2 separate regions of the Homo sapiens genome follow, and region 2 is linked to region 1. Evidence: chromatin contacts called from ENCODE Hi-C or POLR2A ChIA-PET data. All regions are on one chromosome and are shown on one strand. The core of a region is the stretch at or near the end of the contact, and the rest is flanking DNA. Distances in the headings are between cores, read along the strand shown. Region 1 has its middle 89 kb from the start of POLR1A. Region 2 overlaps POLR1A (RNA polymerase I subunit A).

Region 1 (2,627 bases), core at 66-2,565:
GAAGAAATGGATCTAGTGGTGAAGGGGAGGCCAGGTCTGCTGCCCCTCTTGGAGATGTGCCTTTGCGTGGGGCACCTCTGGCATCGTCCTCGGGTTCTGACTGGTGTAGGGTGACATCTCCTAGGTCGTGCTGATCAAAGTGGCTAGTTCTCTCCTTTGAAAATAGGAGGCCCCTGAGGAATGAAAGCCAGGTCGGTGAGGGAGGGAATGGAAGGCTACAGAAGCCTGGAGGGTGGATCCATGGGAAGGTAGCCTGCGGGGCTCAGCATGGGGGGCAGAGTATTGAAAAGGGGAAATGGAACAACTTGAGCCAAGGCCATTCCACTGCCCATAGGATGTCTGTCCTGCTCACTGTACTTCTCATCCACCTTCCATCGTGGCCTCTGAAGGCCTGGCCTGGGCGGGCACAGCCCTGTCGCAGGTGCTCTTCCACAAACCGGCTCCTCACCCAGCGTCCTGCCGCCTGGGGACCACCCAACCCCAGGGACAGGGCTGCCCGGGCTCTGCCTGGGCTCTCACAGGACCTGGCAAGCTGCCCTGGCCCCTGGCCTGGGACACGGTGTTTCCCTTCCACCTGCAGGCTGACTCATTGGGATTCCTCCGCGTCCGGTCACAGCAGGCTGGGTCCCTGGGCAGCCGGCGACCATCTGGCCAGCCCAGCTCTAGACTCTCTGTTATAGGCCAAGACTCTGTCTTTTTTTTTTCTCTGTAGTCCCAATTTTAATGCTCAATTAAATATTGGACAAAGAAGGAAGGAAAGGGAAAAAAGAGAAGGAGGAGGGAATCCATGTGTCCACGGTCCTCAAAAATGAACATCTTTTTCTCCTTCATTTTCTAGAGCAGTGGTTCTCACAGTGAAGTCCCCAGGTAAGCAGCAACGGCAGCCCCTAAGAATGTGTTAGAATGCAGGCCAGGTGCGGGGGCTCACACCTATAATCCCAGCACTTTGGGAGGCCGAGGCAGGCAGATCACTTGAGGTCAGGAGTTCGAGACCAGAAGGCCAATGTGGTGAAACCCTGTCTCTACTAAAGATACAAAAATTAGCTGGGCGTGGTGGTGGGTGCCTGTAATCCCAGCTACTTGGGAGGCTGAGGCAGGAAAATTGCTTGAACGCAGGAGGCAGAGGTTGCAGTGAGCTGAGATCATGAGATCGTGACACTGCACCCCAGCCTGGGTGACAGAGCGAGAGTCTGTCTCAAAAAAAGAAGAAGAGAAGGAGGAAGAGGAAGAGGAGCCGGAGGAGGAGGAGTTGTTACAATGCAAATTATCAGGCCGCACCCCAGACTCCCGAGTCAGAAACTGCAGGGTGGAGGCTGTTATCTGAGTTTGAACACTATCAGGGGGATTTTCACTCATGCTCCAGTTTGAGAACCTCGGCCCTAGAACTGTCATGAGGAAGCCATCTTACCTCTGGTCTGCCCTCTTTTTAGCTGTTTCAGCCCCAGAACTCTCCTGGGTTTGTGGAAATAGCCCCAGAGGCCCCCAGCCTCTGCAGACAGCAGCTCCTGTCAGCGCCCCAGTTTGACCCGCAAGCGGGCTGGGCGTGGCAGGCCTACAGCAGCAGCAGGTGCAGAATGAGCCTCCAGCTTCTCTCTGCATCCTTTGCAGGCATTAGTTCATTCAAACTTCACAACTGTCTGTGAGGCAGGCGGGCGACACCAGCACCTCTGTTTTATAGATGAAGGAAAGGAAGACTCGGGTGTGTTATCGACTGTTTTCCCGTGAGAACATTCCGACTCCTTGGGGACAAGGTCTGTGCCTGTGAAGCAGTTAAACAACTGGCAGAGAAGTTTTGTGTATCTTGGATGGGATGCGGGGCTCCCACAGATCCTCCTCCCCAGAGCCAGCTGAAGGGAGATGAACTAGGACATCCTAGGGCCTGGCATCCTCCTGCAGTGCTCCTGCGCAGCATTTTCCCAGACCCCAACGAAGCCCACAGGCACCTTTGTCTTGTATGTTTAAAACTCCTGCCAGGCGCGGTGGCTCCCACCTGTAATCCCAGCACTTTGGGAGGCCGAGGAGGGCGGATCACAGGTCAGGAGTTTGAGACCAGGCTGGCCAACATGGTGAAACCCCATCTCTAATAAAAATACAAAAATTAGCTGGACATGGTAACACGCGCCTGTAATCCCAGCTACTTGGGAGGCTGAGGCAGGAGAATCACTTGAACCTGGGAGGTGGAGGTAGCAGTGAGCAGAGATTGTGCCACTGTACTCCAGCCTGGGCAACAGAGTGAGACTTTGTCTAAAAAAACAAAACAAACAGAAAAACTCCTCTAGAACCAGGAATCCCATTTTTGGGTCTATACACAAAAGGACCCAAAGCAGGGACTCAAACAGATATTTGTTCACTCATAGCAGCATTATTGACGATAGCCAAAATGGTAGAAACAACCTAAGTATCCATGGACCGATGCATAAATAAACAAAATACTGTATATACATCCAATGGAACCTTATTCAGCCACAAAAAGGAATGAAATTCTGACACACGCTACAACATGGGTAAACCTTGAGGACATTACTCTAAGATAAAAAGTCAGACACAAAAGGACAAATACTATATGATTTCATGTATATAAGGTACTTAGAACACTCCAATTCTTAAAGACAGAAATTAGAATTGTG
Region 2 (2,627 bases), core at 84-2,583, 63 kb before region 1:
CACGTTGGCTCATGCCTCCAATCACAGCAATATGGGAGGCTGAGGCAGGTGGATCAATTGAGCCCAGGAGTTCGAGACCAGCCTGGGCAACCAAGCAAAACCTCATCTCTTAAAAAAAAAAATACAAAAATTAGCTGGACATGATAGCACGCACCTGTAGTCCCAACTACTTGGAAGGCTGAGGTGGCAGGATTGCCTAAGCCTGGGAGATCAAGGCTGCAGTGAGTCATGATCGCACCACTGCACAGCAGCCTGGGCGACAGGAGTGAGACCTTTTCTCAAAAAAGAAAACTGTGACCTTAACTCTACATATTATCTTGTATTCTGTTTTTTCCTCACTCAGTAATATTTTTATGGTTGTCCTCCCATGCCCTTAGTGATAGATTTAAATGGTCTTCTTGGTTTATTTCTTTCCAACGCAGGATTCTTTCTGAACTACCTTTTTTCGGGAATGGATGATGATGGTATGGAATCCAGATTCAATCCCAGTGTGTTCTTTCTAGATTTCTTGGTGGTGCCGCCCTCAAGGTAATACCCTTTAATTAACTTATTTCACCTGAAAAAAAGCGTACTAAGGAACTGAAATGTGACCTCTAGGAGAGGTGAAAGGGCCAAGGGCACTGAGAGACAAAGCTGCAGTTCCGCTCCAGGTGCAGGTGGTGGGAGGGCTTGCTTTCCTTCCCGTTTGTTGTGAACGCAATAGGAATGTTGGTTGTTTTTGTTTGTTTGTTTTGAAGTGGAGTCTTGCACTGTCTCCCAGGCTGGAGTGCAGTGGCATGACCTTGACTTACTGCAACCTCTGCCTCCTGGGTTCAAGTGATTCTCCTACCTCAGCCTCCTGAGTAGCTGGGATTACAGGCACGCACCACCACACCCAAATAATTTTTGTATTTTACATAGAGATGGGGTTTCACCATGTTGGCCAGGCTGGTCTCGAACTCCTGACCTCCAGTGATCCACCTGCCATGGCTTCCCAAAGTACTGGGATTACAGGCTTAAGCCACCACACCCAGCCGGAATGTTGGTTAGGAAGGTTGGTTGTTTTGAGCATGGTGGGGTGTGCTCCCTACAGTAGGCATGGGTGAGAGGCTGAAGAACATGACCCTTTCCTCACACTAAACATTCATTTATTCCGTATGTCCCCCTGCAGGTATCGCCCAGTCAGTCGCCTAGGAGACCAGATGTTTACTAATGGCCAGACGGTGAACTTGCAGGCTGTCATGAAGGATGTAGTTCTGATTCGAAAACTTCTGGCATTGATGGCCCAAGAACAGAAGTTGCCAGAGGAAGTGGCCACACCCACTACAGATGAGGTCAGGGCTGCTCTGTTGCTGATGTGATGAGCACACATGCTTAGTGCTAACTCTGTGAGCTGTGGATGTAGACACTGGGTCTGGGAGATGCTTCCTGGGATGTTCTGTGCAGCTGGCAGCAGCCTTAGTGTGAGCTCTGGGCTTAGGGGGCACCTAGGAACATTAGGGGGACACACATGGGTCTGAGCATGGAAAGGTGTGGGTTCTGGTCTAGCTTCTACACCGAACGACCATGCCAGGTGACCCTAGTTGAGTCACTTCCTTATACTAGTGTCTGCTATAAAGTGCATGTGATTTGTGGTGAGATTTCACACCTAGGCTGTTCCGGGCTACCAGCTCTCGCAGCTCTAGAAAGAATAGCCTACTTCCCTCAGGCTTTAAGAGTGTCCCTTTTGGGTCACAGTACTAGAGCTCATGTTGCCAGCTCTATTTTGGACACGTTAATGTCTCCAGCATTGGGGTCAGGAAGGCAGTATTGCAGAGTGGAAATTCCTCTCAGAATAGGACAGTTTCAACTAACATTTCCTGAGCCCCATCTGTGTGCCGGGTTAATTAGTAGGTGTTCAGTGGGTACAAAGGTGAATTGGGCACCCAGGAAGCTTGCTGAGGTCATCAAGATCCTTCCCAGCTCTAAAGTACTCTCTGGATGCAAATAGGCAGCCTTGGGTAGACAGTCCGGGTTCTCAGACTCCAGCCGCTGCGACAGTCCCGCTGTCTGCCAGGCCCATCACAAGGTGGCGCCACTGTCTCTTGGACACTTATGGTGCAGGTTACACTTGGGGCTTTCTGTGGTTTTGCTTGTTTCCTGATCGGCCCGCATTGGTGTGCTTTTAAAAACTCCTTAGTGTAAAAGACATCAGCCATGTGCATGCCTTAGTGCAGTTTCCAAGAAAAGACCATGGGATAACTGTACCCAGTGACCAGGGTTGATGTCCCTTAAAAATCGGGCAGCCTGGCCAGGCATGATAGCTCAAGCCTGTAATCCCAGCACTTTGGGAGGCTGAGGCAGGAGGTTCACTTGAGCCCAGGAGTTTTAGACCAGGTGGGCAACATGGCGAAACCCTGTCTCTACCAAAAATACAAAAAATAGCTGGGCATGGTGGTTCATGCCTATGGTGCCAGCTACTCAGGGGGCTGAGGTGGGAGGATCACTGGAGCCAGGGAAGTCGAGGCTGCAGAGAGCTGTGATCGCACCACTGCCCTCCAGCCTGGGTAACAGAGTTAGACCCCATCTCAATAATTAAAAAAAAAAGAAAAATTGGTCGTCCCCTTTGTCAAACAAATGCTTCGCCTCTGAGGGGCAAATAGCATCCT

The links. Hi-C counts contacts between places; a loop is a spot of excess contacts on that map. ChIA-PET counts read pairs that join two places held with the same protein, here RNA polymerase II (POLR2A). Pooled maps may share reads with other maps.
Region 2: a pooled map shows a loop between it and region 1 (4-fold over the local background). The contact joins two enhancer-like sites. A Hi-C loop is called at or near these places in 8 of 168 maps with a recorded cell type or tissue (B cell, CD4-positive, alpha-beta T cell, Caco-2 and 4 more), 2 of 37 single-sample maps with no recorded cell type and 7 of 50 pooled maps. POLR2A ChIA-PET finds 5 or more read pairs at or near these places in 1 of 52 experiments (CD4-positive, alpha-beta memory T cell).

The regions. Positions count from the first base shown.
Region 1 is chr2:86,016,004-86,018,630 of GRCh38, reverse strand. No RefSeq gene overlaps it. Among named protein-coding and RNA genes, the nearest start is that of POLR1A, 89 kb to the left of the region's middle. Within about 2 kb of position 1,315, at least 13 of the 41 ENCODE cell types and tissues checked have a DNase peak (open chromatin) inside an H3K27ac peak, as active enhancers do; they include B cell and CD4-positive, alpha-beta T cell, where a contact is called at or near this core.
Region 2 is chr2:86,079,502-86,082,128 of GRCh38, reverse strand. It overlaps POLR1A (RNA polymerase I subunit A), which reads left to right. Exons shown (of 34, transcript NM_015425.6): 8 at 423-528; 9 at 1,151-1,313. Among named protein-coding and RNA genes, the nearest start is that of POLR1A, 25 kb to the left of the region's middle. Within about 2 kb of position 1,333, at least 12 of the 41 ENCODE cell types and tissues checked have a DNase peak (open chromatin) inside an H3K27ac peak, as active enhancers do; they include B cell and CD4-positive, alpha-beta T cell, where a contact is called at or near this core.